Linked DNA regions of Homo sapiens: region 1 is linked to region 2. Evidence: chromatin loops called from intact Hi-C (ENCODE). Cell type or tissue: Panc1. All regions are shown on one strand. Links, peaks and the distances in the headings refer to the core of each region. The heading gives the core; the rest is flanking DNA. Region 1 overlaps LOC124903496. Region 2 has its middle 58 kb from the start of PRTG.

Evidence for each region. Hi-C counts contacts between places; a loop is a spot of excess contacts. Peaks named below come from ENCODE experiments on the same cell type or tissue, not always from the same donor. Only the 100,000 strongest peaks of a DNase experiment are listed, where the experiment ranks them.
Region 1: it touches region 2 in a loop (4-fold over the local background); 7 of 110 quality-filtered maps call a loop at or near these places.

Annotation. Positions count from the first base shown.
Region 1 is chr15:55,506,315-55,522,112 of GRCh38, forward strand. It overlaps LOC124903496, which reads right to left. Exons shown (of 2, transcript XM_047433411.1): 2 at 4,427-9,957. The coding sequence starts at 9,910. The coding sequence ends at 9,137. DNAAF4 (dynein axonemal assembly factor 4) reads right to left here and starts at 1,920. Exons shown (of 10, transcript NM_130810.4): 1 at 1,808-1,920. In Panc1, for the core only: CTCF peaks have their summits at 7,743 and 7,959; a DNase peak (open chromatin) is centred at 7,741.
Region 2 is chr15:55,793,713-55,809,510 of GRCh38, forward strand. No RefSeq gene overlaps it. Among named protein-coding and RNA genes, the nearest start is that of PRTG, 58 kb to the left of the region's middle. In Panc1, for the core only: CTCF peaks have their summits at 6,229 (motif pointing left) and 6,429; a DNase peak (open chromatin) is centred at 6,245; H3K27ac peaks cover 553 bases.

The sequences.
Region 1 (15,798 bases), core at 4,313-12,312, 290 kb before region 2:
CCTATGTATCTATCTTAGAGATTTCTAGCAAGTTCCTAGGTGATGCTGATGCTTTGTGAACCACTGTCCTACAACAGGGTTTTTCAGCCTCCACACTATTAACATTATAGGCTGGATCATTTTGTATAATTTAGGCTGCTCTGTGCATTTTAAGATGTTTAGCAGCATCCACCCTCTTAATTCTAGTAACACTCCTGAGTTCTAATAATAAAAGTGTCTCCAGACATTGCCAAATGTCTTCTGGGTTTCAGGGGTGGGTGGGAATAGCAAAATTTCCCCCATCTGAGAATTACTGCCCTAGAAAAAGTCTTGGTCCTATACACTAGGAAACATTTATAGGTGTTCATAGCAACTTCATAGAAAAAAACCTGAAAATAAGCCAAATGTCTTTCAACAGGTATATACACAAAACAGAATATTATACAACAATAAAAATGAGTGAATGATAGCTATACATTGGATGGATGAGTGAAAAAAGCAAGTCAAATAATATCCTCAAGAAATAATGCTATTTTATACAACTTTTACTTTTTTATTTTTCTTTTTTCTTTTTTTGATGGAGTTTCACTCTTGTCACCCAGGCTGGAGTGCAATGGGGCATCTTGGCTCACTGCAATCTCTGCCTCCCAGGTTCAAGCGATTCTCCTGTCTCAGCCTCCTGAGTAGCTGGGATTACAGGCACCCACCACCAAGCCTGGCTAATTTTTTGTATTTTTATTAGAGGTGGGGTTTCACCATGTTGGCCAGGCTGGTCTCGAACTTCTGACCTCAGGTGATCCGTTCACTTCCATCTCCCAAAGTGCTGGGATTACAGGCATGAGCTACCATGCCTGGCCTTTATAAAACTTTTGAACAACGGAAACTGAATCCACTAGATAAGGATTCCTAGGTATGTGGTAAAACTATACAAACACTTCTCTACTTACAATGTGGTTACCTCCTGATAAACCCATCATAAGTTGAAAATATCCTATGTCAAAAATACATGTAAAACACCTAACCTACCAAACACCATAGCTTAGGCTACCCTACCTTAAACATGCTCAGAACACTTACATTAGCCTACAGTTGGGCAAAGTCATCTAACATAATAAGGTGTAATAAAGTGTCTAATATACCCTGTAATTTATTGAATACTGTATTAAAAATGAAAAACAGAATGGTTGTATGGGTACTCACAGCATGGTTTCTACTGAATGCATATAGCTTTTGCATCACTGTAAAGTTAGGAAATCAAAGAGAAACCATCATAAGTCAGGGGTCGTCTGTAAAGATAGGCACTAGAAAGGAGAGTGGTTAACTCTTATGTGAAGTTCATACAAGTGGGAGCCTTTTTGGTAACCAACAGAACTGATTACCACATAGTCACACTGTATGAATTAAAACGAAGGCCCGGGATGCACATTGTGTCTCACGCCTGTAATCTCAGCACTTTGGGAGTGTCACTTGAGGCCAGGAGTTCAGGTTACAGTGGACTATGATTATGCCACTGCACTCTAGCCTGAGTAACAGGGACTCAAAAATTAAATTAAAACAATAAATAAAATAAATAAATACAAATAAAATTAAATACAGAGGTTCTCAGAATGTGGTCCTCCCCACCACCACCAGCAATATTACCATCATCTGGGGACCTGTTAGAAATGCAAATTCCCAGTCTCCTTCTAGATCTATTGAACCAGAAGTTCTGGAAGTGGGGCACAGCAATCTGTGTTTTATCCAGCCTACCAGATAATTTTGATACACACCAAAGTTTGAGAACCACTAGATTAAGGGATGAGTTTTACTGGGGAAAGGGGAAACTTACAAAACCAAGAGAAAACACAGGTTTCCCCCTTCTCCCATCATCCCAAGGAGCAGCATGCTGGGGCCAGAGTAGTCTGCTGGATCCATGGTGTGGGTTTGCATAATAGGAGAGGAATCCCATCCTCTTGTTGCTCTCCTATTTATAGGGCACACACAAAAAGAATTTTGTCAGTAAGGAAACTACTAGAGCACCAGGCAGTCTGTTTACAGGCATTTATTTGTTTGTTTGTTTGTCTGAGACAGACTCTCACTCTGTCGCCCAGGCTGGAGTGCAGTGGCACGATCTCAGCTCACTGCAAGCTCCACCTCCCGGGTTCACGCCATTCTTCTGCCTCAGCCTCCCCAGTAGCTGGGACTACAGGCGCCCGCCACCATGCCCGGCTAATTTTTTGTATTTTTAGTAGAGACGGGGTTTCACTGTGTTAGCCAGGATGGTCTTAATCTCCTGACCTCGTGATGCGCCCCCCTCGGCCTCCCAAAGTGCTGGGATTACAGACGTGAGCCACTGCGCCCGGCCCGATAGGTATTTTTTGAAAAAGCCCATTATCCAGTATCTGGAGACCTTGGGTCAAACAGAAAGTTGTTGGAACTTGTGTTGGAAGAAACTGTCCATCCCATGAAAAGCTGAGTTCAGGTGTAGCCCCTCCAACTGTGAGCCAGAAGGTCCAGGTCCCACTGGCTGGTTGCCCAGGAAAATCCAGAGAAAACACCCAAGGTCGTTTCTGTTTGATTCTGGTCATTGCATTAAAGCGTGCAATCAGAAAGCATGAAGGAGACTGACAGGTGTATTAGTCTGTTCTCACGCTGCTAATAAAGACATACCCAAGACTGGGTTATAAAGGAAAGAGGTTTAATTGACTCACAATTCTGCAAGGCTGGGGAGGCCTCAGGAATCTTACAATCTTGGTGGAAGGGAAAGCAAACACGTCCTTCTTCACATGACCGCAGCAAGGAGAAGTGCAGAGCAAAGTAGGGGGAAGCCCCTTATAAAATCATCAGATCTCATGAGAACTCACCCACTACCACAAGAGCAGCATGGAGGTAACTGCCCCCATGATTCGGTTATCACCCACTGGGTCCCCACGTTGGGATTATGGGAACTACAATTCAAGATGAGATTTGGGTGGTGACACAGCCAAACCATATCACCAGGTTATTTTTTTCCTCTCTCTGTAATTTTCAGTGATAGATTTATACTTATTCCTTTTATTATTAATAGTTTATGTATGTAAATCCATAAATTATTTTGTTTGTAAAAAATATTACAAGTTTAAAGTAAAAATTTCAAAACAATCTCTATAGTACACAAGCATACTTATTTCCTTATTTCATATCCTGAGGTTCTTAGAGAGTGTAAGCATACATTATGGAGCAAAAATTAAGTATGATTTACTATTCGTAACCTAAAATTAATTACCTATAATTTTATTTACTTTTGATGTGCAAAATTCGAAATTTTGCCATTGGAAAAGGTTGCTTTCTATGTTTTCTTAACACCACTTTGGAACTTTAAAAGGCATTTAAAAAAATCCCTCATTCTAGTAGCAAGATCACTTAGGTCCACCTTAAAGGTTTTTCTTTTCTTTTTTTTTCTCTAGGAATTGAAATTCTCCAAGAACTTTTAGTTCTATTTAGTGGAGAATAGCTTTACAGACCAAACTCTAGGCACTAGGTGTTAAATGCATTAGTTATTTTACTATTTTAAATTTGGGCTTTCGGAAATGATAATGTGATTTAAAATTAAATGAGAATATCTAGGTAGAGGTCATGTAGAATGTGAAGTGACCCTGCATAATTTTCCTTTTCTTTTGGGTCCTAATATCTTAGATATATATTTATAGGGTATGAGCTTGATTGTTTTTCCTATTAGACTTGTTTTGGCACAATACCACTTATTTCATTTTTTTTTTTTCAAAACGGAGTCTCGCTCCATTGCCCAGACTGGAGTGCAGTGGTGTGATCCTGGCTCACTGAAACCTCCACCTCCTGGGTTCAAGTGATTCTCCTGCCTCAGCTTCCCTAGTAACTGGGAGTACAGGCATGCGCCACCATGCCTGGCTAATTTTTTTGTATTTTTAGTAGAGACGGGGTTTCACCATGTTGGCCAGGCTGGTCTTGAATGCCTGACCTCAGGGGATCTACCCACCTCAGCCTCCCAAAGTGCTGGGATTACAGGTGTGAGCCACCACACCTGGCCTAGTTATTTAATTAAAAAAAAAAGTTTTAAGGGACTCTTAAGGAGAACAACTATTATTAAAGTAGAATTTTGTAGGCTTAATTAATCCTTAAAGAGGATTAATAAGGGGAGAATATAAACAAACATGAAGGTTTGTTTTTGTGTCATCCACACATTTTTTAAACATTTTAAAATTGAGTTTAGTTTATAACTGAGTAGAGTTTAAAATGTTAACATTTTGTCATTAGATAAATGCAAATTCCTATTTGTATTTATTATCTATGCCAAAACATTAAACTGTTGAAAAAATGTATTAAAGTATATCAGTATATTTAACCACATTAATTTTGAAATACAATTAATATTATTCATGAAATATTAAACCATTACCCTGTACGTGTAGCGGGACGAACCACAGACAAGAACCCCTCAGACGACACCGAGTTGTGGAAGGAAAGGGCTTTATTCAGCTGGAAGCATCAGCAGACTCACGTTTCCAAAAACCGAGCTCCCCGAGTGAGCAATTCCTGTCCCTTTTAAGGGCTTACAACTCTAACGGGGTCCGCGTGAGAGGGTCGTGATCAATTAAGCAAGCAGTGGGTACGTGACTGGGAGCTGCATGCACCGGTCATCAGAACGGAATAAAACAGGACAGGGATTTTCACAATGTTTTTCCATACAATGTCTGAAATCTATAGATAACACGAGCAGTTAGGTCAGGGGTTGATTCTTAACTACCAGGCCCAGGGCGTGATGCTGGGCTATCTGCCTGTGGATTCCATTTCTGCCTTTTAATTTTTACTTCTTTCTTTGGAGGCAGAAATTGGGCATAAGACAATATGAGGGGTGGTCTCCTCCCTTATTCCCCCACTTTGAGAACCTCAGTCAATTAGTGGGAGTTCTCACTTTCATCCTCACTACCCATGTATTCTTGCAAGACAGATCGATAGTGATTCATATAGTACAGTTGTTCTGAAGCATTTTGGTGAACTAAGGTAGCGATGAAGCTTTTTATCATTTGAAGAAGTACAGGTAGCAAACAAGGGAGCAGTAAGCAGGTTCCTATTACTAATATAACTCCTATTATAAGAGTTTTAAATCCTCCTAACACTGGGAACCATTTTCCAAACATGGCCCCAGGATCAAATCCATGCCACACTTGCATGGGCACATGTGACAGTTTTATCATATCTCTGACTATGTCTTCAACTACTTGCCCTTGATCATCTACGTGTAGACAGCAATTAGTAAGGTTAAATTTCCCACAGACCCCTCCTTCAGCTGCTAGCAAGTAGTCAAGAGCCAATCTATTTTGATAGATAGCATTTCTCATCTGAGTCTCTTGACAGGCCAGAATAGTCAAGGCTCTGTCGGTTTTATTAGTGATTCTTTCTTTCTTTTCTTTTTTTTTTTTTTTTTGAGATGGAGTCTCACTCTGTCGCCCAGGCTGGAGTGCAGTGGCACAATCTCGGCTCGCTGCAAGCTCTGCCTCCCAGGTTCACGCCATTCTCCTGCCTCAGCCTCCCAAGTAGCTGGAACCACAGGCACCCGCCACCACCCCTGGCTAATTTTTTGTATTGTTAGTAGAGACGGGGTTTCACCATGTTAGCCAGGATGGTCTCAATCTCCTGACCTCGTGATCCACCTGCGTTGGCCTCCCAAAGTGCTGGGATTACAGGTGTGAGCCACCGCGCCCAGCCCATATTAGTGATTATTTCTAAGACAGCTTGTAACCATATGATTTGGTTGAGCATGTAAATGGGGGTCTAGTATCCCCATGAACCATCTCGTCCCCAAGTAGCAGGTCCATAATATTGTATGATTCTCTCTGGGGGCCATTCATTATCTTTCCAATTTCCTATAGCTATGCTTCTTTTTTCATGGGAAGCATAGACAGGGAAGCCCAGGAGTTCGCCTGTCTTTATGGACAGTAGGAAGAAAGATGGTTTAATAGTGCCAGTAATACAACTACCTGCCCACTGGCCAGGTAATTTAGCGTAAGCTCTATGCCCACATAGCCAGTATAATCCAGTGGGGGCTGTCCAGTCCTAGTGGGACTCCAGGTGGGTCCACATGGTTTGCAACCTTGGGAATTTACTAAATGGATTCCTTTCTGTGTGATTTGAACTCCACCAAGTGACTGTTTTTGTGGTACCATTATACAGTTTCTGTCCCAGACAACTAAGTTGTCCTAAGGGGTGAGTGAATTATTTTCCTTCTCTAGCTATGCAATATTGTCCAATAATTGAGGCTTCAGGGTCCAGAAATTATCAAGGTGACTCTTTTGAGCTGGGAATTCATTGGGAACTGGGTCTGTAGGTACTAATTCTTGGGCTTCCCATGGCCATTGATCTCCCATCACAGTTCCTCCACATACATAACATGAAGTGACACTGAGAGACTGGGCTACATGCTTGGCTAATTGCAAAAACAAATTTCTTGTTTTTCCTGGAATTTCTGGTACTGGCACATTTAGTTCATCTTAGAAAGTTTGAAACACTGGCTGAGCAGAGCGTTTGTAAACTTCTCCTCGAACTAAGATATTTACTCAAGGATCCAGTCCTGCCCCATCGATTCCTAAGGTCACATGCTCCCCTCTTTTCCAGCAAGGATCAAGGGGATTGGTTGTTGCTAGCTCTAAGGGGTTACATTGTCCCTTAGTACAGGAAGGGCCACTTTTTCCTTTCTGAAGTGGACTGGATCCTTTTCATTTTTTTATCCAAGTGGCCTAAATGACACAAGACCAGTGTTCACATTCATTTCCACACAGTCCTAATTCATGACAAATGTACTTATTTTCAGTCATATCGCCTTTTTCCCAAAAGAGCCACATCCCTTTCCTAATTTACTGCCACTAATGACAGCACAGGCATCAAATTTCAAGATTATGTGTTTGGGCACCCCTTTCTCTTCTGTTCTGGCTATTACTTTACTTGTATCATTTACGCGTCCCCACTAGTCTTCAGCCCTTAATCTTATTTCAAAAACCGTCAGCCACAAACGCCGGCCCATTATCTAAGCCAATTCGTAAGGGCAGTCCAAACCTAGGAATAAGGTCTCAGGGAAGCACACGGGTTACTTCGTAGGCCTTTTCAGTTTCGTGTTGGATAAGCTCAGAGGGGTCATAACACACAGCTGGCCGGTCGTTTCCTAGGCTACATACCTTGTACTGAGTGTCAGTATATAAACATGTTCCTTTTAAAGTTCCTAGGCATTCACAGTAACTATAGAACAGAAAGATTGTTTTAACTTGTTGCCTTACCTCAGTAACCTGATGTATACACTGAGAGCAGTCCTCCATGCGGGGAAAATCAGTGGAAGTTTTTACTATACAAGTCCAAATTATAAGGAAAATGAGTCCCACGATGATTCTCCTCATGCTTCGGCCGTGCGTAGACCAGTCAGCTTCCGGGTGTGACTGGAGCAGGGTTTGTCGGCCTCCTCAGAGTCACTTCGCAGGGGTTGTCCGGGCTCGGTTTTGCCTCCCAGGTTTCAGCGGCTGCCAGTTTCACATGGCTGTGGTGGATCCAGGCTGGGATTCCTTCTACCTTTACAGCCGTGGGGGTGGTCAGGATGACGGTCTGAGGTCCTTTCCACCATGGCCGCAAAGGGGCTACGTTCCAGTCCTTGATCCACACACGATCAACTGGAAAGAAAGGATGAACTGGGGAGAACAAGCTGACAGGACACCTCTCATTTACCCAAGTCGAGATTGTCTGTGTAATTTTTCCCAAAGCCTGTAGCTGTCGCTGTAACTCAATGTCACCTAACTCTCGGGGAGTGCCTGGAAGTCCCCGTAGTATAGTAGGAGGCCTATGATACAGTATTTCATAAGGGGAGTATCCTGTTTTCTTAGAAGGGGTGCATCTAATTTTAAACAATACCATAGGAAGGGCCTGTATCCATTTTAATCCTGTTTCCTGACGTGCTTTCCCTAAACCATTTTTGATAGTCCGATTAATTCGCTCCACCTTTCCGAAACTCTGAGGTCAGTAGGCGGCACGCAGCTTCCAAGTGATTCCTAATGCCTTTGCTGTCTTCCGTACCAAGTCAGCCACAAACGCCGGCCCGTTATCTGAGCTGATTCATAAGGGCAGTCCAAACCTAGGAATAAGGTCTCGGAGAAGCACAAGGGTTACTTCGTAGGCCTTTTCGGTTCGTGTTGGGGAAGACTCCGCCCACCCAGAGTAAGTACACACAAGAACCAGCAAATACTTGTTACCTCTACATTTTGGCATTTCTGTGAATTCCACCTGAAGATCCTCAAAAGGAGCTACTCCGTAAGCTTATAGGCCGGGCAGAACAGTGGGGCCTTGCCTTGCGTTCTGCTGTCTGCAAGTAACGCACCGTTGTGCTACTGCTTTGGCAAGGGCTGGCAAGTGTAGAAGTACCGGCCTAACAACTTTTCAAGTGACTCTTGACCTAGATGAGTGGTTTCATGCATGGCCAGTATGATTGTGGCTCCCAGCAACTGCGGCACAGCTTCCCTCCCATCTGGCAGTCTGATCCATCCTTCTTTTATTACTTGCCCCCTTCTGTGTTGAAACATTCTTTTTCTTCCTTAGAATAGGTAGGTACCAGGTCAGGTGTTTGAGGGAGTAAGGAGGCTGCTACCGATGCCCAGTAAGGGGTAGATGCTGCTTTTTGAGCTTCTGAGTCAGCTCGGGAGTTTCCTAAGGCCACTGAAGTGGAGGTTCGCTGGTGTCCCCTGCAGTGCATGACTGCCACTCTCTGAGGTTTCCACACTGCCTCTAATAATTGTAGAATTTCTTGTTGATATTTTATGTCCTTTCCCCCAGAGTTTAACCGGCCCTTTTCCTTATATAATGCTCCACGCACTTGGAGGGTTAGAAAGGCATATCGAGAGTCAGTGTCGATGTTTACAGTCTTACCTTCACTGAGTTCTAGAGCCCAAGTTAAAGCAGTGAGCTCAGCCTTCTGGGCTGACGTCCCTGTGGCAACAGTTTGGCTTCAATGATAGCATCCAAAGTTACCACCACATATCCTGCATGTCTTTCTCCTTGTGGGTTGATGAAGCTGCTCCCATCCACGTATAACTCCCAGTCTACTGATGCCCATGGCTGGTCCTGAAAGTCAGGTCTGCTAGAACAAACTGAGTCCAACACTTCTACACAGTTATGCTCGACTGGGCTCTCATACTGGGAGCAGGGTGGTGGGATTTAGGGTGTTACAGACTTCAGTGGTTATGTGGGAATTTTCACACAGCCAGCTTTGGTACTTGGTTAATCTAGCGTTTGTTAGCTGATGCTGTCCTTTGGTATTCATCAAAGTTACCACAGCACGGGGGGCCTTTATATTCAGGTTTTGCCCAAGGGTTAGTTTATCTCCTTCTTGTGCTAACAGGGCTGTTGCTGCCAGGGCCCTTAGACATGGGGCCCAGCCTTTAGAAACCCCATCTAGTTGTTTTGAGAGATAGGCTACTGGCCTTGGCCAGGGCCCCACAGTCTGGGTTAAAACTCCAACTGCCATTTTATCTCTTTCTGACACATACAGTGTAAAGGGCTTTGTCAAATCTGGTAGTCCTAGGACTGGGGCCGACATAAGGTTTTCCTTTAACTCACGAAAGGCTTGCTGTTGTAGAGGTCCCCATTCAAAAGACTCCCGGTCGCCCCCCTTTGTAACTCCATACAAAGACTTGACCAGTACAGCAAAGTTTGGAATCCATAATCTGCAAAACCCCACAGCTCCCAGGAATTCCCTTACTTGCCTTCTGGTTTTAGGTTCCTGTAGGCTGCAGATGACCCGCTTTCTTTCTGACCCCAGGCTGCGCTCCCCTTTCCGAATAGCGAATCCCAGGTAGTGTACCTGCTGTCTGCAGATCTGAGCTTTCTTCTTGGACACCTTATACACACAGTTCTCCAGGTGCTGAAGCAGGGCATCCGTCCCCTTCGCACACCCAACTGCCATGGCATGTTCCAGCAGAAGGTCATCCGTGTACAGGAGCAAGACGCAGCCTAGGGCATAAGACAATATGAGGGGTGGGCTCCTCCCTTATACATGTGAATCAAATGTTACACGGTAGTTATAAATTAAGCTAAGAAAGTATTTAATAAAATAAACTCTATTTCCTTACATAGTCTGAATATGCATTCATAATGACCTGGAAGGCCAAATTTACATTTGGAATTCTCAGTCTCCTTGGGGTTTCATGCAGGAACATAGCAGAGCTAACAGCCTGTCATTGGACATAGAGATGTACACTCAAGACTCACAGGCCACCCTCAGAAGGACTAGCCAGAGAAAAGACTCCGGGAAGTAGCCTGGGGCTGTTGGGCAGGGATTCGAGGTAGCCAAACCATGATGTAGAAGGGTGAGCAGGTTGCAGGTGAACAGCTTCCTTACACTTGGAGAAAGTGCAACTGGAAGTGGTTCAGAGAGGCGGCCTTTAAACCAGGGGGCTCAGGATCTAAGGTCAGGAATGTTGGGAATGTTAACATCTTTCCAGGGTAAAATCCTTTTTTTTTTTTTTAATTCCTTAGCATCAAAATTTGGTCCTCTAATCAAGTGTTTGTAACTGGACAAATTGGGTTAGTATGCCTAGTCTACTTTTCTTTTTTTTTTTTTTAATTATCGTTATTTTTTTTTTTAGTGACAGGGTCCCACTCTGTCACCCAGGCAGGAATCCAGTGGCACTGTCATCATAGCTCACTGCAACCTGGGCAGAAGCCTCCCTCCCACCTCAGCCTCCCAAAGTGCTGGAATTTCAGGCGTGCACCACTACACTCAGCCAATTCTACTTTTATTAGCTGTATGACCCTGAGTAAGGTTCTCCCCCCAAGCCTCAGTTTCCTTATCTGTAAAATGCAAGCAATAATATCTATATGTAGGGTATTGAAAGGATTAATTATGATTTTGTGTAAAGCCCTCATATTATCAATACTTTATTCAGACATTTGAGCAGATCTATCGTTTTCTTCTTGGACTTTACCAGAAGCATTTTTTTTTTTAACTTTTCTGTAGAGACAGGGTCTTTATATTTTTCCCAGGCTGGTTTTGAACTCTTGGCTTTAAGCAATCTTCCCACTTCAGCCTCCCAATGTGTTGGAATTACAAGCACGAGCCACCATGCCCAGCCACAGTCATTTTTCTGATTCACATCCTGACAGACATGAAATGGTTTTTTCTATCTGAGTGAGAACAAAACTGAAGCTTTTAATATTCACGAACTGAATGCTTTTGAATTTGATAATTATACCTATGATAGTGTGTTCGGTCATTTTTGCATGCTATAAATACAAATGGATAATTTATAAAGAAAACATGTTTAATTGGCTAATGGTTCTGCAGGCTTTACAAGAAGCGTAGTGTTGCCATCTGCTTCTGGTGAGGCCTCAGAAAGCTTACAATCATGGTGGAAGGCAACAGAAAGCTAGCATGTCCCATAGTGAGAGTGGGAGCAAGAGAGACAGGAGGAGGTGCCACAGACTTTTAAACAACCAGATCTTGGGTGAACTCAGAGCAAGAATTCGCTCATCACCAAAGGGACGGTGCTAAGCTATTCACAAGGGATCCTCCCCCATGATCCAAACACCTCCCAGCAGGCCCTAATTTCAACACTGAGGATTCCATTTCAACATGAGATTTGGAGGGGACAACATCCAAATCATATCAGATAGGTGCCACAAATCCAATCAACCTCAGAGTCCTAAATATCTCTCAGATCCATCCACTTTTCACTGCCTCTGTCTTAATTTCTTGACGTATCAATAGCTGAGGATATCAATTCTATAGTCTTCTGCAATGCCCTAAGTGTTTCCTCCTTAGATTGAGGCAATCTTTCTTTCTTTTTTTCTTTTCCTTTCTTTTCTTTCTTTCTTTCTCTCTTTCTTTCATTCTCTCTCTCTCTCTCTCTTTCTTTCCTTCTTTCTTTCTTTTCCTTCCTTCCTTTCTTTCCTTCCTTCTTTCTTTCTTTTCCTTCCTTCCTTCTTTCTTTTCCTTCCTTCCTTCCTTTGTTTCTTTCTTTTTTTCTTCTTTCTTTCTTTTTTTTTCTTTCTGAGAGATGGGATCTCGCTCTGTTGACCAGGCTGGTCTTGAACTCCTGGCCTCAAGCGATCCTCTCATCTTGGCCTCCCAAAGTGCTGTGAGCCACTGCGCCCAGCCAAGACCCTTTCTAACCTACAGCTTATAGCAAAGGCTTCAGGTGAGCATGAGAGAAAAGCAGAAATAACCTGCCGATGATAATACTGAATGCCTGATGCTAAATGAAAATGGAGAAGAGAAAAACTCTCTACTGGTATACAATATATAACTGTTTAAAAAGGATTTGGTCAATATTTTCCTCAAAGGAAAGAACATACTATGGATAGTGAAGACATTGAAAAATTATGCTAAGTGCATAATCTCTGAAACATGTTTATATTGGTACTATTTACCTAAAAATTGAACTAGAAATGGTTGAACTTTAAATTTGACAGCTTTTCCCATGCAGTTCTTACAATAATGTTCTGCTACTTCAGAAATATGAAATATATCAGGCAATTTCAATTATTTTTACCATTCCTTTTTGAGTAAAGAATAAATCTAGTGGCAAGATCACGCCATTGCACTCTAGCCTGGCAATGGAGTGAGGCTCTATCTCACAAAAAAAAAAAAAAAAAGAATAAATCTTCATGATTTTTAGGGGCCTCTTGGGAAAACTCAAAAACAGTTAGGTCTAAAAGACATCTTGAATTTTTGAAAATATAATTTAGGGTTCGATCTTGGAAAAGCATAATCAAAAAGTTATCATAGCAGAATTTGTCACTTGATTAAGAAAAAATCATAGAAATCTGAGAACAATGAATTATTTTAACTTGACTACCTATAAATCAAGGTTGGCACAGGAGTTGACACTAGAGAAAAGAAAAATATAGGGTGAAAAAAATCCTAAAAGATAACACAATTGTAAGGAACTTCAGCTTTTTCAGCATGAGTACTTTGTTTTTTGTTTTTGTTTTTAAGTACTGTAATCAAGGCCATGACAAAATCAGAAAACTTTTCTTGTGAGATATAAAATTGCAGGCTGGGCACAGTGGCTCACACCTATAACCCTAGCACTTTGGGAAACTGAGGTGGGCAGAGCACTTGACGCTTGAGCTCAGTAGTTTGAAACCAGCCTGAGCAACATAGTGAGATAATGTCTCTAAAAAAAAAAAAAAATTACTCAGGCGTGGTGGCTCACACCTGTAGTCCCAGCTACTCAGGGAGCTTAGGTGGGAGGATTGCTTGAGTACAGGAATGGAAGGCTGCAATGATCCATGTTGGCACCACTGCACTCCAGCCTGGGTGACAGAGCAAGACCCTGTCTCAAAAAAATAAAGTTTCATTATCTGAGTAGATTAAATTGAAGGTAAAAAAATAACCTGCCTGTGGTTAACAACAGACTGAAGGCTCTGAAACCAATTTATCATTTTAACATAAGGGAAAAAATAAATTATAATTTTGTATTAACCTAAACTTTAGGCAGTTAAAAACTTTACATTTTTACTTTATCTTAAATTTCTACTCGTAAAACTCATAAAAATTGGGCAAAACTTACTAACAGTTGTAATAAATTTTATTGCTTCTTTTCAGGCTCATTATCTGTAGTTATGATAAACCAAGGCAAATAAAGTTCACTGTTTGCATGACTTTAATTTTCCTCACCATCCAAGTTTCATCCTTTACTATCTTCTTTAACATTCTACACCAAACACTTTGCTTTAAATAATAGTGTTCTCTTCATACTTCTCTGTCACACTGCACCTGCAATAATCTCTACCACTTGTATTATTTAGAACTGTAATCAAAGAAGCTACTTTTACTTCATGGAAACTACTAAGAAGTGGCAATTGAGAACTATTTGTTACATATAAGAAGCATTTAGTAGCCCAGAAAAGCTCATAAGTTCACATAATGCAACCTCATATGTCCACACACATCCCTTTCACACATTGAAGTGGAAAAAATTAACACGCTCATTAGTAAGACTCAAAGAACCACTCTATAACTTATAAAAATAAAATCCAAAAGCATGTGTACGAAATAACAACTGAGATTGGTCTGGGGATTCTATATTACTTAGAAATTATCAAAGCAGGCCGGGCACGATGGCTCACACCTGTAATCCTAGCACTTTGGGAGGCCGAGGCAGGCGGATCACGAGGTCAGGAGACCGAGACCATCCTGGCTAACACGGTGAAATCCCATCTCTACTAAAAATACAAAAAAATTGGCCAGGTGTGGTGGCGGGTGCCTGTAGTCCCAGCTACTCGGGAGGCTGAGGCAGGAGAATGGTGTGAACCCGCGAGGCGGAGCTTGCAGTGAGCCGAGATTGTGCCACTGCACTCCAGCCTGGGCGACAGAGCGAGACTCCATCTCAAAAAAAAAAAAAAAAAAGAAATTATCAAAGCATTCAAAGATTATTTATGACTTAATTGAATATAGTTCAGAATCTTAAAGTGAATGTTTGGCTCCCACTTATCAGTGAGAACATGTGGTATTTGGTTTTCTGTACCTATGTTAACTCGCTTAGGATAATGACTTCCAACCCCACCCATGTTGCTACAAAGGACACGATCTTGTCCTTTTTTATGGCTGCATAATGTTCCATGGTATATATGGACCACTTTTTCTTTATCCAGTCTACCATTGATGGGCATTTAGGTTGATTCCATGTCTTTGCTATTGTGAATAGTACTGCAATGAACATATGCATGCATGTGTCTTTATGCATGTGTCTTTATGATCTTGGCAGAATGATTTATATTCCTCTGAGTATATACCCAGTAATGGGATTGCTGGGTCAAATGGTAGCTCTATTTTAAGTTCCTTAAGAAATCTCCAGACTGCTTTCCACAGTGGCTGAACTAATTTACATTCCCACCAACAGTGTATAAGCATTTGCTTTTCTCCACAACCTCACCAGCATCTGTTATTTTTTGACTTTTTATTAGTAGCCATTCTGACTAGTGTGAGATGGTTATCTCATTGTGGTTTTGATTTGCATTTCTCTAATCATTAGTGATATTGAGCATTTATTCATATGCTTATTGGTGTGTATGTCTTCTTTTGAGAAGTATCTGTTCATGTCCTTTGCCATTTTTTTAATGGGGTCATTTGATTTTTGCTTGTTGATCTAAGTTCTTTATAGATGCTGAATATTAGACTTTTGTCAGATGCATAGTTTGCAAAGATTTTCTTCCATTCTCTAGGTTGCCTGTTAACTCTGTTGATAGTTTCTTTTGCTGTGTAGAAGCTCTTTAGTTTAATTAGGTCCCTATTGTCAGTCTTTGCTTTTGTTGCAATTGCTTTTGGAATTCTCATCATGAAGTCTTTGTCAGGTCTGATGCCCAGAAGAGTATTTCCTAGGTTTTCTTCTAGGGTTTTTATACTTTTAGGTTTTACACTTCAGTCTTTAATCCATGTTGAGTTCATTTTTGTACATGGTGAAACATAGGGTTCCAGTTTCAACATTCTGTATATGGCTAGCCAGTTATCCTAGCACCATTTTTTGACTAGTGAGTTCTTTTCCCACTGCTTGTTAGCATCAGCTTTGCTGAAGATCATATGGTTGCAGATGCGTGACTTTATCTGTGGGTCCTCTAACTTGTTCCATTGCTTTATATGTCTGTTTCTGTACTAGCACCATCCTGTTTTTGTTACGGAAGCCTTGTAGTATAGTTTGAAGTCAGGTAGTGTGATGTCTCTGGCTTTGTTCTTTTTGCTTAGGATTGCTTTGGCTATACAGGCTCTTTTTTGGTTCCAAATGAATCTTAAAATAGTTTTTTTCTAATTCTGTGGAAAATGTGAGGAGTTTGATAGGAACAGCATCGAAT
Region 2 (15,798 bases), core at 3,185-11,184:
GAAAATGTGGAAGCGACTTTGGAACTGGGTAAGAGGCAGAGGTTGCAACAGTTCAGAGGCTCAGAAGAAGACAGGAAAATGTGGGAAAGTTTGGAACTTCCTAGAGACTTGTTGAATGGCTTTGACCAAAAGCCTGATAGCGATATGGACAATAAGGTCCAGGCTGAAGTGGTCTCAGATGGAGATTAGTAACTTTTTGAGAACTGAAGCAAAGGCGACTCTTGTTATGTTTTGGCAAAGAGACTGGCTAGGCCCAGGGTCCCTGTGCTGTGTGCAGTCTAGGGACTTGGTGCCCTGTGTCCCAGCTGCTCCAGCCATGGCTGAAAGGGGCCAACTTAGAGCTCAGCCTGTAGCTTCAGAGTGTGCAAGCCCCAAGCCTTGGCAGCGTCCATGTGCCATTGAGTCTGCGAGTGCACAGAAGTCAAGAACTGGGGTTTGGGAACCTCTGCCTAGATTTCAGAAGATGTATGGAAATGCCTGGATGCCCAGGCAGAAGTTTGCTGCAGGGGTGGGGCCCTCGTGGAGAACCTCTACTAAGGCAATGTGGAAGGGAAATGTGGGGTCAGAGCCACCATGCAGAGTCTCTACTGGGCCACTGCCTAGTAGGGCTGTGAGAAGCAGGCCACCATCCGCCAGACTCCAGAATGGTAGATCCACTGACAGCTTGCACCGTGAACCTGGAAAAGCCACAGACACTCAGCGCCAGCCTGTGAAAGCAGGTGGGAAGGAGGCTGTACCCTGTAGAGCCATAAGGGTGGAGCTGCCCAAGACCATGGGAACCCACCTCTTGCATCAGGGTGATCTGCCAAAATCACAGGGATAGAGTCAGGACTCAAACCCAAGTCTTACTGACCTAGAACAAGACTTTTAATCACTCTATTGCATTGGAAACATCTGGGCTTTAAAGAGGGCTGTGCTCAGTGCCTGCAGTCTGTAGACTGGACTTAATGCAACGACATACCTACCTAGTTCTCTGGCAAATTAAACCAAAGAATCAACAGTATTCAGCATACTTTTTAGCCCCTTTTTTGAAACCACCCCTCATCCCTGCAACCTGAGGGATTTTCCTCTTAGCTCCTTTTAGTCCTATAATGCACTGCTGGCACATAGATATAATACTACCCAATGAATATTAATTTGAATAGGTGTTTGTTCCTTACATGTTGCTCATGATATTTCTTGCATTTTTTCTCGCATTTTTGAATTGCTGCTTCCTTTTTGCATGCACCCCTGGTTGTCCCAATTGGACTATAAGTAAGGACTGTGCTCCCAGGGTTAGTCTCTGTTTTATCCTTCCTACTCTATCCAGGCCAGGGCTAGTCCATTGCAGGGCTTTACCAATTTTAACACAAATGAGAGAGGCTGTTCTAAAACTCTCTGTGGGCAGGAACTCCATGACTACTCAAGGTATTTTCTTCTTTCCACTATTAGTTCTTTCAGTTGGTCCATTTGTAAGGCCTTTTGCATGTGCCAGAGGCTGAGCTAGAAGGGGAGGATGAGGAAAAGCCTGCTTCCTGCCCTCAAAGGGCATACACAGGGTGGGTTAGGTGTGACACAGACAGGGCTATAAATAACCATTACTTGAAGTGGGAAGAAATAGTTTCATTGGAGAAGTATAGACAAAGCTTAGTAAAGCATGTCAGAGGAGGGAGAGATTGTTTCCAGCTGTCTAGATCAGGGAAGGTACCTCCCAGGATGTTCACTGTCTTATGCCACTCACCCCCATCAAAGAGAAGTGACCCCGAAAGACTTCAAAGGATACTACTAACTAAGTAGATAACTAAGCAACTGGAGAATCTAACCTTGTCTATATCCCTTGGAGTACATTTGAGTTTACCAAATACTGCACAGTGGAATCCTGTTTTAAAGAATTGCATTGACTATATAGAATTCTGAGAGAAGAGAATGGAGAAACAGCCTCCAGCTTTGGTGATCAAGTTAGAGGTTGTGTGGGAATGCAACTTTGAAAGAGTGGTAAGAGCAGAAGCCAGACTGCAAGGACAAAAATTGGGAAAGTATGATGAGGAAATGGAGACAGTCATTTATTCAACAAATAATTGAATGTCAACTATGATTATGCCAAGCACTAGGCTAGGCACTGGAGATACTGAAATATACAAAACAGACATGGTCCCTACTCTTTGGAATTGGCAACCTGTGAATCCTCTTTTGAGAGGATTGGAAGTTCCATGAGCAGAACTGGGAGGGTGGCTCCACAAATAGGTTGAGGGGAGTTTTTTGTTTGTTTGTTTGTTTGTTTTTAAGTAAGACCAGCAGGAGTTAGAGATCAGCCTGGGCTACGTGGTGAAACCCTGTCTCTACTAAAAATACAAAATTAGCCAGGTGTGGTGGCGCATGCCTATAATCCCAGCTACTTGAGAGGCTGAGGTAGAACTACTTGAACCCAGGAGGCAGAGGTTGCAGTGAGCTAAGATCGTGCCATTGCACTCAAGCCCGGGCAACAAGAGTGAAACTCTGTCTCAAAAAAATGAAAAAATAAAAATAAAGTAAGAGAGACCAGGACATGGTTTCAGGCTGAAGGGAGGAAGTTAGAGATAGTTTGAAAATGCCAGGGGGGATGGATAACTAAGAATGTAAAATCCTAGAGGACATATGTGTATAATGTTTAAATCATGCCAGCATTGTGCTCCACACATCTTGTAAATGATCTTATTCCATCCTTACAATAATCCTATGCAGCAGTTATTGCTAGGTAAGGACACTGAGATGCAAGGTCACATAGCAAGTAGGTGGAAACTGAGATGTGAAGCCAGGTCCCACTGCCAAAGACATGCTCTCGAGAACTCCACTGCTTGGAGAGAATGTGGCCAAGAAAACATTCACCGGGTGTAAAATTCACTCCAGCTGGTCTACATCGCAATGTTTTGCAGTCTTCTCAGCCAATGTTTACCTGAACTTTTCACAAAGTTTTGAGCTGTGCAGCATGAGAGAGGGAGAATTACCTTCCCCTACTTCAGGCTGCTCTGAGTTTCATCTGCAATAATCTTCTGGCATAGATCCAACCCTAGGAACAACACTGCCTGCTCCTTTTTCACCTCAGGCCCCACATTGTGAATCATCCTTGGGTGCCATTGTTGCTTCCTTTGGCACATCCCCAGCACCTGTTTTCCCAATTCATTTCTCTAGGTGCAGGCAGTCACTCTCTCTCTACCCACCCCATTCAGCACCCCCACCCCCAAACTTAACACAGTGTCTCGCACACAGCAAATGTTGTAGAAATGATTAACAACATTTTACATTTCTGCAGCACTCAACTTCAACTCACATGGAATTTAAAAACAAAAACAAAAAAAACCAGGGTTTGGATCAGACAGAGCTAGATTTCAGTTATCTTTCCATTACCTAGAAGCAGTGTGACTCAGGACAAGGTACTCTGAACCTGTATCCTCATCTAAGAAATGAGATAACATGGCTGGGCACAGTGGCTCACCCCTGTAATCCCAGCACTTTGGGAGACCGAGGCAGGCGGATCACAAGGTCAGGAGATCGAGACCATCCTGGCTAACACATTGAAACCCTGTCTCTACTAAAAATACAAAAAATTAGCTGGGTGTGGTGACGGGTGCCTGTAGTCCTAGCTACTCGGGAGGCTGAGGCAGGAGAATGGCATGAACCCGGGAGGTGGAGCTTGCAGTGAGCTGAGATCCCGCCACTGCACTCCAGCCTGGGCGACAGAGGGTGACTCCATCTCAAAAAAAAAAAAAAAAAGAAATGAGATAACAAAACCTATTTCATACAGTGTAGTGAGGATTAAGTGAGGCAATTGATGTCTTTGTTAAATGTCTCCTTCATAGTATATTTCCAGTAAATTGAATCAAATATTGATTTGATTTCTGACCCCTTCAAATGCGCTTTATTTTATGTTATTTATTTATTTATTTTTTGAGATGGAGTCTCGCTCTGTCACCCAGGCTGGAATGCAGTGACGTGATCTTAGCTCACTGCAACTTCTACCTCCCAGGTTCAAACAATTCTCCTGCCTCAGCCTCCTGAGTAGCCGGGACTACAAGTGTGCACCACCACACCTGGCTAGTTTTTGTATTTTTAGTAGAGATGGGGTTTTGTCATGTTGGCCAGGCTGGTCTCAAACTCCTGACCTCAGGTGATCCACCAGCCTCGGCTTCCCAAAGTGCTGGGATTATAGGCATGCGCCACTTTGCCTCGCCCAAATGCATTAATAAAACACTATACCCCTTACGAGAGTCTGTTGAATTAGTTTTCTGATCCTCATTCCACTCTGTGGGGAAAATATCAAAGAAAGAAACAGGACCTAAAGCACCTTCCAGTTTCTCAGAAATTCAACTGAGTTTGTTTCTCAAAACTGAAAAGACTCTACCTTTCACATGCTGCCACAAAAGGCATTGCACACCAGAAGGGTGAAGTTAAAATAAGAAAGAGAAAGGAACTGCCTTTTGCAAGGACTGTGCATGGTATTGATAAAATTTTTAAAAAGCTACTACAGAATTCCCTAATAGAGTTCATTTGTTGTTGGTGTCCTGAGATGCTTGGCTGACTTTAGAGTAGAACTTATTCATTAGACCAGGAGAAAGCCAAACCTTCCGCAAGGATGTCCTCTTTCCCTAAGCAACAACAGATGAAACCATGATAATGTTCTTGCCCACAGTCATCTGCTCCCATTCTGCAGATGAGTTAGGGGCAAGAGGAGGAGGGAATGTTCTGGGATGTAGCAACCCCTGACCTCCCTACCCAGTGAAAAGACAAGCCTCCAGTGAGACTGCACGATGAAGCTGCAGAACTAGCATTTTGACAACCTCCTGGTCCTGTTCCACCTCGTGAACCTTGAAAGACTTAAAAGACATGGGTTTTTAAATGTAAATTTCACAGCCACATACAGAGCACTTGGTTAGTTTGTAATGAAGAAAAATGATTTTACTTAATAAGATCTACACCATCATCAATGGGACTTGACGGTGTGTGACTTGATTTCTCCGGCAATTTAAAATAATCAGGTTAGCTCTAATAGAAGGGACCAGAGAGGAAACTGTGTTCTGCCTGCTCTGCCTCCTTCACCATCAGCAAGGAATCACCGTGGCTTTTTTGGACAATTAAAAAAAAAATTTGCATGGTGTCTCACAGTAATATTTTTCCTCTTCAGAAGGGGATGCATTTTAACTATTCTGCTAAGGCTAGCATTAGAGAAGAAAGTTTTCACAACCTAACATTGGAAAGGTCAGAATCAGTCCACAGGATGATTTGATTTAGCCCCTTAATTATCCAGGCTGACAACTAATAAACGTCTAGTGCTTACATGTGTAAAGCAGATAGAGCAAGCTAGAAGCAAAGACCAAATAATACATTTATGTTTTATATTTAAATCTTAAAGTATTTTACTTCTTATAAGAGAAAAGGCAAAATAATTGATTTGACTCTTAACTATTTCCAACAAGTAATCTACCTCTCTCTCCTTTCCTCTCCCTCTCCTCTTCCTTTTTTCTCCTTCCTCTCTCCCTCCCCTTTTCCCTCCCTTTATCTTCCTTCTCTCTCTTTCTTCCTCTCTTCCTCCCTACATCTTCTGTTTCCTAAACTCTCGAGAAAAGTCGAAGGGTGGGACACAGTTAGGGAATTTTCATCTTAAATTCACTTTTCATCTCCAGGACTGGCTTTGGGTAAAATGAAGAATTTGGCCCTCTTGGCCTTAGGTCCTTTTCCTGCCCTGCACACAGTAACCCGAGAAGACTAGAAAACCACATTTTCTGGGCCTCTCCAGCCTAGCTGCTGCCAGAGATCTGAGGCTGCAAAATTGTATCTGTGACCCTCTGTGTGGCAATTAGGCAATTGCCAGCCTAAGTGGCCATTTGTGCCTTCTGAATAGCATGCAAATGGCTGATTGTAGGTGCAATTCAGCAGCACATGCTCTTGGATATCTGCAGTTTTGCTTCTGAGCAAAGGGAAAGACCACAGTGGGGAAGTGACCCTCACCAACCGCCGTTTCTCTTTACCCCTTCCCTAAATACTGAGGACTAAATATTGAGAACTGAGGAAGACAATTTTGATATTCTTGGAGCAAGCAAAAAAGTGGAAAATTCGGTCACATTCAAGAAACATCAACCCCAGGATTTAAAAAGTTAGTTTAGAGGCAGCTGCTAAGCAGGTGAGTTTTGAGGCTCCTTTTCAAAGCTAAGGGGAAATTAACAAATGGTCAGCCCACCTCTCTGCTGGAAACATGAATCAGTGGTGCCACCTCCTGGCAGAAACGACCTTCGGACCAAGGCTGGGAAAAACATGGCAGCCATTTTGTTTTGGGTGCCAGAAAGTTCAGCGCTGGGAGAAATCACAGGACTGGTTCCAGTACAACCTCTACATTTTAGAGGAAATGAGGCCTGGAAAAGGGACATGAAAAAATCTGTGAACTGAGACTGAGGAGCGAAATGATCCAATATCTGTTGAATCTTTACTAAAGGCTGAACACTGTGCAAAGCATAACTACATCCTCACAACAACCCTACGAGGAAGATATATTTTGTACCATTTTCCAGGTAAGAAAAGTAAGGATCAGAGAGGTTCAAGTGATAGCTAATAAATAACAGAGCTATCTCTACCTTTAAGACACATGATATCACATGGAACAGATATTAAACTCGGGCTGGAATGTGTCTGGAAAAAATGCTGCCATATTGTCCCGCTCTGGAGTCCTTCAAGCCTGAATGAAAACAGGCCCTGTTCTGTGGAGTGGGGGTTCCCCAGGGAGCAATGGAATGGCATCCTGAGAAGGCAGGTGGTTCCTGAGAAGTGGATCAGTAAAAATCATTTATCCCACACCCTGTTCTCTCCATTAGTTTTTTCATAAATTTCAGACCAGCTTCTTATTTGGAAAATATGGTCCTTATGTGGAACACAGCAGAAACTCAACAGATAGTTTTAGTTAAATGAACTGTTGCAAAAGGGAATTTGGAAATAATTTCTTTATTCAATGCTGTAACCTTCTCTAACATGCATGCACACGTACACACACACACACACACACACACTTCCAATTCTTTTTTTTTTTTTTTTTGAGACGGAGTCTTGCTCTGTCGCCCAGGCTGGAGTGCAGTGGCCCAATCTTGGCTCGGTGCAAGCTCTGCCTCCCGGGTTCATGCCATTCACCTGCCTCAGCCTCCTGAGTAGCTGGGACTACAGGTGCCCACCACCACCCCGGCTAATTTTGTTGTATTTTTAGTAGACACAGGGTTTCACCGTGTTAGCCAGGATGGTCTCGATCTCCTGACCTCGTGATCCACCTGCCTCAGCCTCCCAAAGTGCTGGGATTACAGACGTGAGCCACTGCGTCCGGCCATATGCTTCCAATTCTTGATCTGAAGTCCAACACTCTACCTCTGAGCTATACCGCCTCCTTATACTTCTTTTTTTTTTTTTTAAGATGGAGTCTCACTCTGTCACCCAGGCTAGAGTGCAGTGGTGCGATCTCTGCTCACTGCAACCTCTGCCTCCTGGGTTCACACCATTCTCCTGCCTCAGCCTCCAGAGTAGCTGGGAATACAGGCACCCGCCACCACACGTGGCTAATTTTTTAGTAGAGACGGGGTTTCAATGTGTTAGCCAAGATGGTCTCGATCTCTTGTCCTCGTGATCTGCCTGTCTCAGCCTCCCAAAGTGCTGGGATTACAGGCGTGAGCCACCGCGCCCAGCCCCACTTCCAGTTCTTTACCCAGCTTGAATACCTCCAGGAAACTCACTAGTTTTAGAGGTGACCTATTTTCAGTAAGTGCCTATTATTAAAATTATTCCTGTTGTTGAGTCAGTTTGTCATGCAACAAATGCGCTCCCTTGTCCTAACTATGACCAATTAGGCAACACAGGACCTATATTGTCTTTTACATCATAGTGGTCAAGTTTTTACTGCGCTTCTCTTCTTTAAGCTGAATCTCCTTGGTTTCTTCCATAGGTCCTCAACAACTTTTCCCTTCTCACCGTACAGCCTGTATTTCTGGTGACACTGTGTCCCCAGAACCCTACCCTGCCTCCTGAGAAGCTTGACTGGTGAGGAGCAGGGCTGACTTCTGCTTAGGCCCAGGAACATCCAGACCCAGCACTGCCTACTTCTGGATTATTGGGTAAGACACATGAACCTGTAGAGCCAGCTTTCTGTTACTTACAGCTGAATACTTTCCTAACGGATACAGGTATGTGCTTTGTACCTAGCTCTGTGAAGACTGTTTACTAATGCCATCTTAATCCTGGGGAAAATGGATTAACCATCCCCCTCTCAGGCTGTCATCTGTAAAACGAAGGATCTGGGCCTGATTACCTCTGTGGTCCTTTCACGTCTCTGATGTAAGCCCCATTGGCATCACCACAATAGTGCTGAGCGCCTACACTGGACTCTATAAACAGTAGTGGCATTTTTCTTCAGTGATTTACAGTCACAACTGCACTTCATTTGCATTTTAATATTTTTCTTCCTGAAAAAAGTTTTCATAATTGCTCCAGGTTATTTTGGAGAAGAGAGAAGGGTTTTTGCAGAATCTGTTCCAGCTGACTTGGAGAATCCTTAATATTCCAGGTCATCTCTCTTTTCCTTGCCCTCCTCCCACTTGTCAGCCAGCTCAGGCAAGTCACTGCAAGCAAGTGCCCCCAGATACCAGTTTCCATTGCTTGGTTGCCCAGAGAGAGGAGTGGGAGGTGGGCAAGGGTTGTGGTGTGGGCTGTTGCCCACTGTCCACCAAGCTCAGGCGGAGGGACAACACTGAGAGTACTGTCTGATGAGCCCAATATAGCATAGGCTACTGACTAATGTCAGGACATCTCAGGCCTGTATGTCTTCACCTGTGTGACGGGTTGGTCATGATATCCCCTGCCCTGCCTAGCCTGCCCTGTGAGGTTGCATTGAGGTTTAACGCTGTGAGGAGGCTATACAAATCAGGATTAATTTTAAGATTATGATAGCCACTCTTTCCATATAATTATAATTTTTATGATCAAGACTATCATTATTATTTATTACAATTCCATAAATGTGGAATGTTGTCTTTATCTCCATATCTCCATGTGGTTAGAACATAATTTGTGCAATTACTGCATTTATCGTGATGGAGAATACAGAGAATTCAGAGCATATAATTATTCTGGCAAAAGAAGCATTTACGATTATATCTTCCTAAAGGGGAAATGCACTCCTTTAAAGTAAATTACAGTTGCCTGGTTATGGCCATTCAAAGACCCCATTATTTCTGACTTTTTTTTGTAAATCTCTGAAAAGCAAGGCAAGGATTAAGGCTGAAACTCTAATTCGAGCCCAGCTTCAGGGCTGGAGGTTGCCACTGAGTGTTCTCGGGTTTCCCTGTGGGTAATGGAAGGCAGCAACTCCTCTAGTGGCCACCACTGCATGGGAATAATCATCAAAAGAGAGAAGAGACAAAAATATTTTAATTGTCTTGTAACCTCTCCTTAGCTGTGAAACAAGGTGGCCTTTACAGCTGCCCCCCAGAGAGACTAAACACTGGGCTGGGACTGTTTTGAATGGAAAGCTATAAAGTGCAAGCATCTAAAAGGAGTACTACTCTGTAATCACCGCTGCTATTTATAGAGCTTGCCCAGCTCCTCAGGCTTATGGCTGCACAGGGAACACCTCTCAGCAGCTGCCTTTACCAGCTGACCTTGCTCAGATTGGGGGTGGAGGTCCCCGTGGAACCTGCAGTTGGAGGAAACCTGGGCCCTGTGATGCTGCAGTCACTCACACAAGGTGTCCCAGGAAGGTACCAGGGCTTGAGTCCAGGCCAGAGCCTTCCACCATGCCAGGCTGTGTGGGAGGAAGGTGAACAGACTGGTTGATCCCTCATCTCTTCTCTCTCTCTCATACACTAAACTTGGAAGCCAGGATTTATTCCCTCGGAATAATAAAATACCTAGAAGTTCTCTGCTGACGAAATTGAGCAGCTCTAGAGTTGTCTGGATTCTAGCATTTAGGGGGTGTTCAGCGTACAGCTGGCTTCCTGCTCAATCACCTGCTGGCTGACAGGCTTTTCTCCTACTCACACTCCTTAACTCCTCATTCTTTTTTTTTTGAGATAGGGTCTCACTATGTTGCCCAGACTGGAATGCAGTGGTGCAATCTTGGCTCACTGCATCCTCGACCTCCCAGGCTCAAGTGATCCTCCCCCTTCAGCCTCCCAAGTAGCTGGGACTACAGGCATGCACCACCAGGCTCAGCTAACTTTTGTATTTCTTTTTCTAGAGGTGAGGTTTTGCCATGTTGACCAGATTGGTCTCAAACTCCTGGCCTCAAGTGATCTACCTGCCTCGACCTCCCAAAGTGCTGGGATTACAGGTGTGAGCCAGTGCACCGGCAACTCCTCATTCTTTATTTTTTTTTTCAGATGGAGTCTCACTCTGTCACCCCAGCTGGGGTTGAGTGGCGTGATCTCAGCTCATTGCAACCTCGGCCTCCTGGGTTCAAGTGATTCTCCTGCCTCAGCCTCCCAAGTAGCTGGGATTACAGGCCTGTGCCATCACACCCAGCCACCATACCTGGCTGCAACTCCTCGTTCTTAAACATGAGCAGAAGTGCAAGGATTACCAGACAGTTGGTTAAAATAAATGAAAAAGTTAAACAAAAAGAAAAATTGACCTCTAGAAAACAAAAGTAATTCAGAGAACAGAACAGAACTTAAAACAAAAACACCAATCTGTATGTAGTATGCTCAGAAGGTATCATGTCCCTAAAACAAGAACAGGATGTTATAAAATAGGAAAAAAAAGAATTAGAAATTAAAATATGATTGCTGAAATGGAAACTAAATGGAGATATGAGAAAATAAAGACAAGGAAATCTCTCAGAAAAACAAACAAACAAACAAAAAGACAAAGACATGAAAAAGTAAAGGTACAGAAGATATGGGCCAGGTGCAGTGACTCATGCCTGTAATCCCGGCACTTTGGGAGGCTGAGGTGGGCAGATCACTTGAGGTCAGGAGTTCAAGACCAGCCTGGCTAATATGGTGAAACCCTGTCCCTACCAAAAATACAAAAGTTAGCCAGGTATGGCGGTGCACGCCTGTAATCCCAGCAACCTGGGAGGCTGAGCCAGGAGAATGGAAGTTTAGACTCAGCCTTCAGTCTCCTAAGTTTCAGAAACAAAGAACCATGAACATGGAAGAAAGGAAATAATGAAGGAAATGATATAAGAAAAATTTCTAAAGCTGAATGACATTACAATGGCAATGAATGACATTGTAATTAAAATGAGCCACTGAGTGCTTAGCACAATAAATCAAGAAAATAGATGTATACCTATGTATAGCATGAAAGTTCACAATACTGAAAATGAGGAAGATCCTAAATATTTCAAAGGAGAATAAAACAGGACATCTACAAAGAGGCAAGAATCAGAATAACAATAGCAACCATAAATGGTAGAAGTTAGTGAGAAAGACCTCAAAATTCTGAGGGAGAATGATTATCAACAAGAGATCAATATCCAACAAAACTATCATTTGAACATGAGAGTAAAGCCAAGATATTTTCAGGACTCAAAACGATTTCATGCAAACCCTTTCTTAGGAATTTGCTTTCAGATATGCTGTAGAAACATGAAGAGCAAAATCAGGAAAAAAATAAGATCTAAGCAATAGTGGATCCAATGTAGGGGAGTAGTCAAGGTGTTCCAGAGATCCCTTCAGCAATTAGTCCAAACTGGAGCAGGAAGACAGGAATCCCAAGAAAGAGATATCCAGGGAAAACGGACACATAATACTTAAGTTATGAAGAATTTGGAAATAATTGGGAATTAAAAAAGGCAATTGGTGGAATAAACATAAAGGAAAACAAATGAGAAATTCCAGAAAAAAAACCAGAAAGCTAAACAAAAGGTAAAACTTCAATTAAAGGCCAGGCGTGATGGCTCATGACTGTAATCCCAGCACTTTGGGAGGCTGAGGCGGGTGGATCACCTGAGGTCAGGAGTTCAAGACCAACCTGACCAACACGGTGAATCCCTGTCTCTGCTAAAAATACAAAATTAGCCAGGCATGGTAGCTCATACCTGTAATCCCAGCTACTTGGGAGGCTGAGGCAGGAGAATTGCTTGAACCTGGAAGGTGGAGGTTGCAGTGAGCCAAGATCATGCCATTGCACTGCAGCCTGGGCAACAAGAGCGAAACTCCTTCTCAGAAACAAACAAACAAACAAACAAAAAACCCCGAAAACCACAGAAGAATCAAATAGACGCAATAAAAAATCATAAAGGGGATATCACCACCAATGCCACAGAAATACAAACTACCATCAGAGAATACTATAAACACCTCTAAGCAAATAAACTAGAAAATCTAGAAGAAATGGATAAATTCCTCAACACATACACCCTCCCAAGACTAAACCAGGAAGAAGTTGAATCCCTGAATAGACCAATAACAGGTTCTGAAATTCAGGCAATAATTAATAGCCTACCAACCAAAAAAAGTCCAGGACCAGATGGATTCACAGCCGAATTCTACCAGAGGTACAAAGAGGAGCTGGTACCATTCCTTCTGAAACTACTCCAATCAATAGATAAAGAGGGAACCCTCCCTAATTTATTTTATAAGGCCAACATCGTCCTGATACCAAAGCCTGGCAGAGACACAACAAAAAAAGAGAATTTTAAACCAATATCCCTGATGAACATTGATGCAAAAATCCTCAATAAAATACTGGCAAAGCGAATCCAGCAGCACATCAAAAAGCTTATCCACCACGATCAAGTAGGCTTCATCCCTGGGATGCAAGGCTGGTTCAACATACGCAAATCAGTAAACGTAATCCAGCATATAAACAGAACCAAAGACAAAAAACACATGATTATATCTATAGATGCAGAAAAGACCTTCACAAAATTCAACAGCCCTTCATGCTAAAAACTCTCAATAAACTAGGTATTGATGGGACGTATGTCAAAATAATAAGAGCTATTTATGACAAACCCACAGCCAATATCATACTGAATGGGCAAAAACTGGAAGCATTCCCTTTGAAAACTGGCACAAGACAGGGATGCCCTCTCTCACCACTCCTATTCAACATAGTGTTGGAAGTTCTGGCCAGGGCAACCAGGCAGGAGAAAGAAGTAAAGGGTATTCAATTAGGAAAACAGGAAGTCAAATTGTCCCTGTTTGCAGATGACATGATTGTATATTTAGAAAACCCCATTATCTCAGCGCAAAAGCTCCTTAAGCTGATAAGCAACTTCAGCAAAGTCTCAGGATACAAAATCAACGTGCAAAAATCACAAACATTCCTATACACCAATAACAGACAAACAGAGAACCAAATCATGAGTGAACTCCCATTCACAATTGCTTCAAAGAGAATAAATACCTAGGAATCCAACTTACAAGGGATGTGAAGGACCTCTTCAAGGAAAACTACAAACCACTGCTCAACGAAATAAAAGAGGACACAAACAAATGGAAGACCATTCCATGCTTATGGATAGGAAGAATCAATATCGTGAAAATGGCCATACTGCCCAAGGTAATTTATAGATTTAATGCCATCCCCATCAAGCTACCAATGACTTTCTTCACAGAATTGGAAAAAACTACTTTAAAGTTCATATGGAACCAAAAAAGAGCCCACATTGCCAAGACAATCCTAAGCCAAAAGAACAAAGCTGGAGGCATCACACTACCAGACTTCAAACTGTACTACAAGGCTACAGTAACCAAAACAGCATGGTACTGGTACCAAAACAGAGATATAGACCAATGGAACAGAACAGAGCCCTAGGAAATAACACCACACATCTACAGCCCTCTGACCTTTGACAAACCTGATGAAAACAAGAAATGGGGAAAGGATTCCCTGTTTAATAAATGGTGCTGGGAAAACTGGCTAGCCATAGGTAGAAAGCTGAAACTGGATCCCTTCCTTACACCTTACACAAAAATTAATTCAAGATGGATTAAAGGCTTAAATGTTAGACCTAAAACCATAAAAACCCTGGAAGAAAACCTAGGCAATACCATTCAGGACATAGGCATGGGCAAAGACTTCATGACTAAAACACCAAAAGCAATGGCAACAAAAGCCAAAATTGACAAATGGGATCTAATTAAACTAAAGAGCTTCTGCACAGCAGAAGAAACTACCATCAGAGTGAACAGGCAACCTACAGAATGGGAGAAAATTGTTACAATCTACTCATCTGACAAAGGGCTAATATCCAGAACCTACAAAGAAATTAAACAAATTTACAAGAAGAAAATCAAACAACCCCATCAAAAAGTGGGCAAAGGATATGAACAGACACTTCTCAAAAGAAGACATTTATGCAGCCAAAAAACACATGAAAAAATGCTCATCATCACTGGCCATCAGAGAAATGCAAATCAAAACCACAATGAGATACCATCTCACACCAGTTAGAATGGCGATCATTAAAAAGTTAGGAAACAACAGGTGCTGGAGAGGATGTGGAGAAATAGGAACACTTTTACACTGTTGGTGGGACTGTAAACTAGTTCAACCATTGTGGAAGACAGTGTGGCGATTCCTCAAGGATCTAGAACTAGAAATACCATTTGACTCAGCCATCCCATTGCTAGGCATACACCCAAAGGATTATAAATCATGCTGCTATAGAGACACATGCACACGTATGTTTATTGCGGCACTATTCACAGTAGCAAAGACTTGAAACCAACCCAAATGTCCATCAATGATAGACTGGATTAAGAAAATGTGGCACATATACACCATGGAATACTATGCAGCCATAAAAAATGATGAGTTCATGTCCTTTGTAGGGACATGGATGAAGCTAGAAACCATCATTCTCAGCAAACTATTGCAAGGACAGAAAACCAAACACCCTATGTTCTCACTCACAGGTGGGAATTGAACAATGAGAACACTTGGACACAGGGTGGGGAACATCACATACTGGGGCCTGTCGTGGGATGGGGGGAGGGGGGAGGGATAGCATTAGGAGATATACCTAATGTAAATGACGAGTTGATGGGTGCAGCACACCAACATGGCACATGTATACATATGTAACAAACCTGCACATAGTGCACATGTACCCTAGAACTTAAAGTAAAATAATTTAAAAAACAACAACAACAACAACAACAACAAACTTCAATATAGTGCATACACTGTTTGAATCAGTAGGGAACAATATTTGCCTGGTCATAATAATGATTGTGGCTTACTGATACTCAGCTGTTGGGCTTAACCAATAAGCAACACAAAGAAGACTAAGTTATGTTTTCAGAACAAAATGTAACCATTATAAATCTTTAAAATACATAAGTAAATTTAGACAAACAGGATTAGGGGAGGAAAGGAGAGGAGACCCGCTGGAGGAGAAAAAAGTGGGGGTTCTGATAGGAAACCAAGAAATATTATCTATAGGAGATGGAAGAAGAGATAAAGGTATTGTCTTTAAAGTGATAAAAATGATCAACAGAGGCCAGGTACGGTGGCTCATACCTGGAATCCCAGCAGTTTGGGAGGCTGAGGTGAGAGGATCACTTGAGATCAGGAATTCAAGACCAGTTTGGCCAACATGGTGAAACCCCATCTTTACTGAAAATAGAAAAATTTGTTGGGCGTGGTGGTGGGTGCCTGTAGTCCCAGCTACTCAGGAGGCTGAGGCAGGAGAATTGCTTGAACTCAGGTAGCAAAGGCTGCAGTGAGCCAAGATTGTGCCACTGCACTCCAGCCTGGGCAAAAGAGTGTGACTCTGTCTCAAAAAAAAAAAAAAACAAAACAAAAAACAAACAAAATAACCCCAAAAATCAGGTCAACTGAGAAATTGAGACTTGAGGGCTT